2 separate regions of the Homo sapiens genome follow, and region 1 is linked to region 2. Evidence: chromatin loops called from intact Hi-C (ENCODE). Cell type or tissue: CD14-positive monocyte. All regions are shown on one strand. Each heading gives the region's core, and the rest is flanking DNA. Links, peaks and the distances in the headings are about the cores only.

Region 1 (4,380 bases), core at 142-4,141, 190 kb after region 2:
CGTCCTCACCCTTAGGAGGTGGCTGGGACTACCCTCCCTCCTGGGCCCATCTCCTGACTTGGGCTGCTTGGAGCTGTATCAGTTTCCAACTGCTGCCGGGCCAACAAACACAAATCTGGCTGCTGGAACAACACGACATTATCATGTTAGAATTCTGTAGATTAGAAGTCTGATGTGGGTGTCACTGGGCTGAAATCAAGGCGTCACCAGGGCTGTGTTGTCTTTCAGCGGCTCCAGGGAAGAATCCATTTTTTTGCCCTTTGCAGCTTCTGGAGCCTCCCACAGCAAGCCTGCATCTCTCTGTGTCTTTCTCCCATAGCCTCATCTCCCTCTAATGAACTCTGGCCTCCTCAATTGCTTCTCCCACTGTTAAGGACCCTTGTGATAACTTTGCCTCCTCCCCAAATAGTCTATGTTAATTTTCTCAAGATCAGCTGATTACGCCGGGCGGGGTGGCTCACACCTGTAATCCCAGCAGTTTGGGAGGCTGAGGGGGTAGGATCACCTGAGGTCAGGAGTTGGAGACTAGCCTGGCCAACATGGTGAAACTGTCTCTACTATTAGTTGGGCATGGTGGCAGATGCCTAAATCCTCACTATTCAGGAGGCTGAGGCAGGAAAATCGCTTGAATCCAGGAGGTGGATATTGCAGTAAAGCGAGATTTCGCCACTGCACACTAGCGTAGATGACAGAGGGAGAGTGAGACTCTGTCTTAAAAGAAAAAAAAAAATCAGCTGATTGTCTTATAATCCCTGCACTTTGGAAGGCCGAGGAGGGAGTATCGCTTGAGGCGAGGAGTTCAGGACCAGCCTGGGCAACACAGCGAGACCCTCATCTCCACAAAAAATTTTAAAAACTTACCTCACGCCTGTAATCCCAGCACTTTGGGAGGCCGAGGCGGGCGGATCACGAGGTCAGGAGATCGAGACCATCCCAGCTAAAACGGTGAAACCCCGTCTCTACTAAAAATACAAAAAATTAGCCGGGCGTAGTGGCGGGCGCCTGTAGTCCCAGCTACTTGGGAGGCTGAGGCGGGAGAATGGCGTGAACCCGGGAGGCGGAGCTTGCAGTGAGCCGAGATCCCGCCACTGCACTCCAGCCTGGGCGACAGAGCGAGACTCCGTCTCAAAAAAAAAAAAAAAAAAAAAAAAAAAAAAAAAAAACTTACCTGGGCATGGTGGCTCATGCCTGTGGTCCCAGTTATTTGGAAGGCTGAGGTGGGAGAATCACTTGAGCCTGGGAGTTCAAGGCTGCAGTGAGCTATGATCCCCCTATTGCACTTCAGCCTGGATGACAGAATGAGACCCTATCTCAACAATAAAAAAAAGTTAGGCTGATTAGCAATCTAATTCAATCTGCACCCTTGATCCTCCCTTGCCATGTAGTATAGCATAGTCACAGTTCTGGGGATTAGGACATGGACATCTTCCCACTATGGGGGCAGCCAGGAGGGACCACAGGCTGACCGCTATCTTTCTGCCTGCTTTCACTCATCTCCACACAATTCCTTCCTTCCTCTCGCTCTCTTCTTTCTTTTCTTCTTTTCTTTTGTCTCTTTCTCTTTTCTTTTTTTCTTTCTCTTTTTCTTTCTTTCTTTCTCTTTCTTTTCTTTCCTTTCTTTTCTTCTTTCCCTCATCTTCACACAATGCTTTCTCCCTTTCTTTCTTTCCTTCTTTCTTTCTCTTTCTTTCTTTCTCTCTCTCTCTCTCTTTCTTTCTTTCTTTCTTTCTTTTTCTCTCTCTCTCTCTATCTTTCTTTTTCATTTTCTTGAGAGACAGTCTCACTCTGTGGCCCAGGCTGGAGTGCAGTGATGCAATCTCGGCTCACTACAACCTCCGCCTCCTGAGTTCAAGTGATTCTCCTGCCTCAGCCTCCTGAGGCATAATGCATCCTGGAATTCCTACATCTGTTCCTGCCTCTGGGCATCAGTCCTCAGGGATCTTGGAGGGGAGCAGCAGGAGGAGCCTGTGGGTTGGGGTGGTGGTGTTGGTGGCTTCAGACAAAAGCAGACAGAGAAGTGACTGGGGACATGCATGCTCTGTGTAGATGTAGTGGAGACCGAGGTGGGCATGGAAGTGTCTGTGGATCAGCAGTTCTCGCCGGACCTCAATGACAACACTTCCCAGGCCTACAGGGATTTCAACAAGACCTTCTGGAATCAGGTAAAGGGCAAAGAGAGGGGATTTTTTTTTTTTTTTTGAGGTGTAGTCTCGCACTCTCACCCTGGCTGGAGTGCAATGGTGCGATCTTGGGTCACTGCAACCTCCGCCTCCCGGGTTCACATGATTCTCTTGCCTCAGCCTCCCAAGTAGCTGGGATTACAGGTGCACACCATGACACCTGGCTAATGTTTTGTATTTTTAGTAGAGACGGGTTTTCACTATGTTGGCCAGACTGGTCTCGAACTACTGACTTTGTGATCCACCTGCCTCGTCCTCCCAAAGTGTTGGGATTACAGGCGTGAGCCACGGCACCCGGCCGGGGAGGGGAATTGAAGGGTCTTCCCTGGAGCTGGGGTTGGGCGTCTGGGTCCCCTCAGGTCTGCAGGTTCGGACGTGAGCCCAGGGATCCTTGGTGTTTCAGATGCAGAAGATTTTTGCAGACATGCAGGGCTTCACCTTCAAGGGTGTGGAGATCCTGTCCCTGAGGTAGGAGACCCATCTGGGGATGCGGAGGCGGTGTTGGGTGGGGGAAATGTGCGCACACAAAAAACCCATTCCTTTCTTTTGTAATCATCAGATTTTATAAAGAGGGGTGGAGGGGGTACATAAGGAATCACTCCCTGGGTATTTTTTCGGATCGTTTTCTGGGGCCATTTATCTGGAGGAGGGGTGGCACCTCTCTTCTTCAGCACACTGGAAGGAGAGAAGTTGCAGGGACATGTGGGAAGGTGGTGCCTGGATTGATGACTTTGTCCCCCTCTGGCTGGCCCCTGCTCTACTGAGTGGGTCAGCATTAGAAAGAGAGAGAGAGAAAGAGAGAGAGGGAGAGAACGCACGTCTAGGGGCGCCCGGTGGATGATGGCTTGATGCAACAAGAAGAGAACGTCAGGCCAGATGTGGTGGCTCACACTTGCAATCCTAGCACTTTGGGTAGGCTAGGCGGGTGGATCACCTGAAAGCAGTTCAAGACCAGCCTGGGCAACATAGTGAGAACCCATCCCTACAACAGTAAAAATAGTAATAATAATAATAATAATAAAATGATTAGCCAGGCATGGTAGTGCACACCTGTAGTCCCTGATACTTGGGAGGCTGAGGAGAAAGGATCACTTTAGCCCAGGAGTTGGAGGCTGCAGTGAGCTACAATGATACCACTGCACTCCAGCCTGGGTGACAGCAAGACTTTGTCTCTATAAAACACACAGAGAGAGGAAGTCAATCATGTCAGTCATTCCTTGTCCTGCCTTCCCAGGCAGACCAAGTCAGGAATGCTGGCAGCCCCTTCTGAAAAGGATGCACGTGGCATCCCAACTCATGACCTCTGCTCCCTTCCCCCTTCTGGTGCACTTTGGGTTGCTTCTGGAGGTGCCCCTCCAAGGACCCATATGTTCCTGGCTGGGGCACTCTCTAAGGCTGTGGACCCCTCAGGAATGGCAGCATCGTGGTGGACTACCTGGTCCTGCTGGAGATGCCCTTCAGCCCCCAGCTGGAGAGCGAGTATGAGCAGGTGAAGACCACGCTGAAGGAGGGGCTGCAGAACGCCAGCCAGGATGTGAACAGCTGCCAGGACTCCCAGAGTGAGCCCAGGCTGGAGGGAGGGGCCAGGGCCTGAGGTGTCACCCCAGCCCACTCCAGCTCAGCCAGGGGGCCACTGGGCTCAGGTGCCAGCCCTGTGGTACCTCTGGCAGGTTGGGAGAAGGGGAATAAGTCCACACACAACGGTGTCAAGGGTGGGGCTAGGGAGGGTCTCCCCGTGACCTCGGTACTGGGAAAGAGACCCCCTGATTGTCATGGTCAGCATTTCCCGGATGGCTGAAGACCTCGGATTATTCAGGGGAGATGAGGCAGGCAACAGGAGTCTTCGCCTGTGGCTCTCTCCGTCTGGGAGAGGGCTCTCCCAGACGGAGAGAGCCCTCACTGCCCTCCCTGTGCCTATCCTGCCTCCTGGCGCTAACCCCTTGACCTTAACCCCTTGATCTGCCCCGCCCATTCCATCTGTGCCTGTGTTTCCGCAGCCCTGTGTTTTAAGCCTGACTCCATCAAGGTGAACAACAACAGCAAGACAGAGCTGACCCCGGCAGGTAAGGGTGGGGTAAAGGGCTGAGTGGTCTCCCGCGGCTATGATCCGGGCTACCAGGGACATTTGCCCATTGAAGCCTGTGGGCAGGGAGAGACCTTTGGGGGAGGCAAGTCATGTGGCCCAGGGCGGCCCTTCCTG
Region 2 (4,380 bases), core at 183-4,182:
TCCTCCCTGAAGGACAGGAGGCTGGGGAGGGAGTCTAGTCAGGGAGGGAGAAACAACAAGACCAGAAACAGATGGAAAAGCATGAGGAAGGCAAATGGGAACACAGGGCCAGCCAGCAGTCACCTTCTTGGGACCTATGACTGATGGGTCTGTATTTGTGTCTCAGGCAGTAGATAAATCCGGGATTTCTTTTTTTTTTTCCTATTAAAAATGTTTTAATAGGCTGGGCGCAGTGGCTCATGCCTGTAATCCCAGTACTTTGGGAGGCCGAGGAGGGCAGATCCCGAGGTCAGGAGTTCGAGACCAGCCTGGCTAGCATGGTGAAACCCCGTCTCTACTAAAAATACAAAAAATTAGCTGGGCCTGGTGACGGGCACCTGTAGTCCCAGCTACTTGGGAGGCTGAGGCAGAAGAATCGCTTTAACCTGGGAGGCAGAGGTTGCAGTGAGCCGAGATTTCGCCACTGCACTCCAGCCTGGGCGACAGAGTGAGACTCTGTCTCAAAAAAAAAAAAAAAAAAGTTTAATAGAGATGGGGGAGTCTCACTATGTAGCCCAGGCTGTTCTCGAACTATGGACCCCAAGGGATCCTCCCCCTTGGCCTCCCAAGTAGTTGGGATGACAGGCATAAGCCACCACGCCTGGCCGTTTTTTCTTTTTTCTTGTTTTTTAGAGACAAGGTCTCACTCTGTTGCCCAGGCTGGAGTGCAGTGGCACGATCACAGCTCACTGCAGGCTTGAACTCCTGGGCTCAAGTAATCCTCCCGCCTCAGCCTTCAGAGTAGCTGGGACCACAGGCATGCACCACCATGCCCAACTAATTTTTTTTTTCTCACTCTGTTGCCCAGGCTGGAGTGCAATGGTGTGATCTCAGCTCACTGCAACCTCTGCCTCCCAGGCGCAAGCTATTTTCCCACCTCAGCTTCCCAAGTAGCTGGGATTACAGGCCTGTGCCACCACACCCGGCTAGTTTTTGTATCTTTAGTAGAGACAACATTTCACCATGTTGGCCAGGCTGATCTTGAACTCCTGACCTCAAATGATCCACCTGCCTTGGCCTCCCAAAGTGCTGGTATTAAAGGCATGAGCCATCATGCCTGGCCTAATTTTTAAATATTTTCTGGAGATGAGGTCTTGCTATGCAGCCCAGGCTGGTCTTGAACTCCTGGGCTCAAGTGATTCTCCTGCTTTGCCCTCCTAAAGTGCTGAGGTTATAGGCGGGAGCCACCACACAAATCTGGGTTTTGTTTGTTTGTTTTGTTTATATTCTCTGTTACCCAGGTTGGAGTGCAATGGCACAATCATAGCTCATCCTCCTGCCTCAGCCTGCTGAGTAGCTGGGACTACAGGTGTGCACCACCATGGCCGGCTAATTTTTGTACAGACACAGTTTCACTGTATTGCTCAGGCTGGAAAATCCAGGAGGTTTTTTTTTTGTTTTTTTTTTTTGAGACGGAGTCTTGATCTGTTGCCCAGGCTGGAGTGCAATGGCACAATCTCAGCTCACTGCCACCTTTGCCTCCTGGGTTCAAGAGATTCTCCTGCCCCAACCTCCCGAGTTGCCTGGACTACAGGTGCCCTCTACTATGCCCTGCTAATTTTTGTATTTTTAGTAGAGATTGGGTTTCACCATGATGGTCAGGCTGGTCTCAAACTCCTGACCTCAAGTGATCTGCCCACCTCGGCCTCCCAAAGTGCTGGGATTACAGGTGTGAGCCACTGTGCCTGGCGGGAAAATCCAGGTTTTGACTGAAGTGGATGTCGAATCAGCCCCAGGGAAGCCACATGGCCCTGTTCCTTCCCGGCCCCTCCCCTGGCTCATCTGCCTTCTCTCTTCCTGCAGGACCCTTCTCTCAATGTCACCAGGTGGTGCCTCCCCAGTCCAGCTTTGCCAGTTGCGTGCATGGTCAGTGTGGGACCAAGGGCGACACCACAGCCCTGTGCCGCTCCCTGCAGGCCTACGCGTCCCTGTGTGCCCAGGCTGGCCAGGCCCCTGCCTGGCGGAACAGAACCTTCTGCCGTGAGTGACTGGCCACCTGTTCCCACAGCCCATAGGCACCCTCCAGAATTCTGCCCTCCCTTTCTTCCTCTAAATTCTTTTTTTTTTTTTTGAGACGGAGTCTCACTCTGTTGCCCAGGCTGGAGTGCAGTGGCGCAATCTCGGCTCACTGCAACCTCTACCTCCTGTGTTCAAGCCAAGATGGGTGAATCACCTGAGGTCAGGAGTTGGAGACCAGCCTGGTCAACATGGTGAAACCCCGTCTCTATTAAAAATACAAAACTTGGCCAGGTGTGGTGGCAAGCACCTGTAATCAGCTACTCAAGAGGCTGAGGTGGGAGAATCGCTTGAACCTGGGAGGCAGAGGTTGCAGTGAGCCGAGATCACACCACTGCACTCCAGCCTGGGCAACAAGAGTGAAACAAAAAACAAGAGTGAAAAACAAAACAAAACAAAAAGTTCTGGCAGTAGATGGTGGTAATGGCAGCACGACAATGTGACTGTACTTAGTGCTGTTGAAGTGTACATTTAAAAAATTGTTGCCGGGCGCGGTGGCTCATGCCTGTAATCCCAGCACTTTGGGAGGCCGAGGCAGGTGGATCACGAGGTCAGGAGATCGAGACCATCCTGGCTAACACGGAGAAACCCCGTCTCTACCAAAAATACAAAAAATTAGCCAGGCGTGGTGGTGGGCGCCTGTAGTCCCAGCTACTCGGGAGGCTGAAGCAGGAGAATGGCGTGAATCTGGGAGGTGGAGCTTGCAGTGACCCAAGATCATGCCACTGCACTCCAGCCTGGGCGACAGAGCGAGACTGTCTACAAGAAAAAAAAAATTGTTAAAATTGTAGATTTTATGTCTGTTTTTTTTTTGTTTGTTTTTTTTTTTTTTTGCTTTTGAGAGTCTCGCTGTCGCCCAGGCTGGAGTGCAGTGGTCTGACCTCGCCTCATTGCAACCTCTGCCTCTCAGGTTCAAGAGATTCTCGTGTCTCAGCCACCCAAGTAGCTGGGACTACAGGCGTGTGCCACCCCAAGTAGCTGGGACTACAGGCGTGTGCCACCACGCCTGGCTAATTTTTGTATTTTTAGTAGAGTCGGTTTTTCACCATGTTGGCCAGCCTGTTCTCGAACTCCTGACCTCAGGTGATCCACCTGCCTCGGCCTCCCAAAGTGCTGGGATTACATGTGCGAGCTACCGCTCCTGGCCACTACTAGGAGCTTTTGATGCCCCAAGGTTTGGGGGCTGGACATGCCACCCCACTCTTCCTAATGCTCTCATTTTCTTTAGCTATGAGGTGCCCACCTGGCAGCAGCTACAGCCCCTGCAGCAGCCCCTGCCCAGACACCTGCAGCAGCATAAACAACCCGAGGGACTGCCCCAAAGCACTGCCCTGTGCTGAGAGCTGTGAATGTCAGAAAGGCCACATCTTGAGTGGAACCTCCTGCGTGCCCCTTGGCCAGTGTGGCTGCACTGACCCAGCGGGCTCCTACCACCCGGTGAGAGGCCAGCTAGGAGGGGCCCCGCCCTTTCCAGGCCCACATGTTTGGGGTCAGGGCAAGCTCAGGAGAGGCAGGAGGAAGGCTCAGAACCTGGGAGGGGCAGGGCTGGCCAAGGCTGGGGGGCGAGGAGGAAGGGCAGATGCTGCACCCAGCTTCAACTGGGGCGTTGGCCCATCTCCCAATTCCAACTTTCTGTTGGCTCAGCTGATCCCTGTGGCCCACAGGTCGGGGAGCGCTGGTACACAGAGAACACCTGCACCAGGCTCTGCACCTGCTCCGTCCACAACAACATCACCTGCTTCCAGAGCACCTGCAAACCCAACCAGATATGCTGGGCCCTGGATGGGCTGCTCCATTGTCGGGCCTCAGGTAGGAGGACCACGGTGATGGGGGGACTCCACAGCCCTGAGGCCCACTCTCCCAACTCCCCAACAGACTCCCTGCTGCCTGTAGCACTGGGTTTCAGGTTTTGACTGGTAACTCTGCTGCAACCAAGAGCTTCTGGTGGGTAAGATGACCTCCAACTGCTGAGAAGGGAACCTTGGGGCTCACCCATCCTTCTCCTGTAGCGGCCACCAACTTAGATGGGATATTATAAATCCTTCCCTGGGGCCAGACGCCATGGCTCACACTTGTAATCTCAGCACTTTGGAAGGCCAAGGCGGGTGGATCACTTGAGACCAGAAGTTCAAGACCAGCCTGACCAACATGGCTAAACCCCGTCTCTACTAAAAATACAAAAATTAGCCTATAATCCCAGCTACTCGAGAGGCTGAGGCAGGAGAATTGCTTGAACCCAGGAGGCAGAGGTTGCAGTGAGCAGAGATCGTGCCATTGCACTCCAGCCTGGGCGACAAAACTCCGTCTCTAAATAAATAAATCTTT

What was found. A loop is a pair of places that touch in the nucleus more often than their neighbours do. Peaks named below come from ENCODE experiments on the same cell type or tissue, not always from the same donor. Only the 100,000 strongest peaks of a DNase experiment are listed, where the experiment ranks them.
Region 1: it touches region 2 in a loop (5-fold over the local background); 1 of 110 quality-filtered maps calls a loop at or near these places.

Annotation. Positions count from the first base shown.
Region 1 is chr7:100,961,105-100,965,484 of GRCh38, forward strand. It overlaps MUC3A (mucin 3A, cell surface associated), which reads left to right. Exons shown (of 12, transcript NM_005960.2): 4 at 2,047-2,162; 5 at 2,584-2,648; 6 at 3,591-3,739; 7 at 4,178-4,243. LOC105375431 (a long non-coding RNA gene) reads right to left here and starts at 1,211. Exons shown (of 3, transcript XR_007060457.1): 1 at 1,169-1,211. LOC124900622 (a long non-coding RNA gene) reads right to left here and starts at 3,703. Exons shown (of 3, transcript XR_007060456.1): 1 at 3,616-3,703; 2 at 2,999-3,162; 3 at 2,725-2,855. In CD14-positive monocyte, for the core only: a CTCF peak has its summit at 1,682; no DNase peak of the experiment used is centred there; H3K27me3 peaks cover 855 bases.
Region 2 is chr7:100,770,002-100,774,381 of GRCh38, forward strand. It overlaps ZAN (zonadhesin), which reads left to right. Exons shown (of 48, transcript NM_003386.3): 29 at 1,843-2,019; 30 at 3,284-3,492; 31 at 3,720-3,864. Among named protein-coding and RNA genes, the nearest start is that of ZAN, 39 kb to the left of the region's middle. In CD14-positive monocyte, for the core only: no CTCF peak of the experiment used is centred there; no DNase peak of the experiment used is centred there.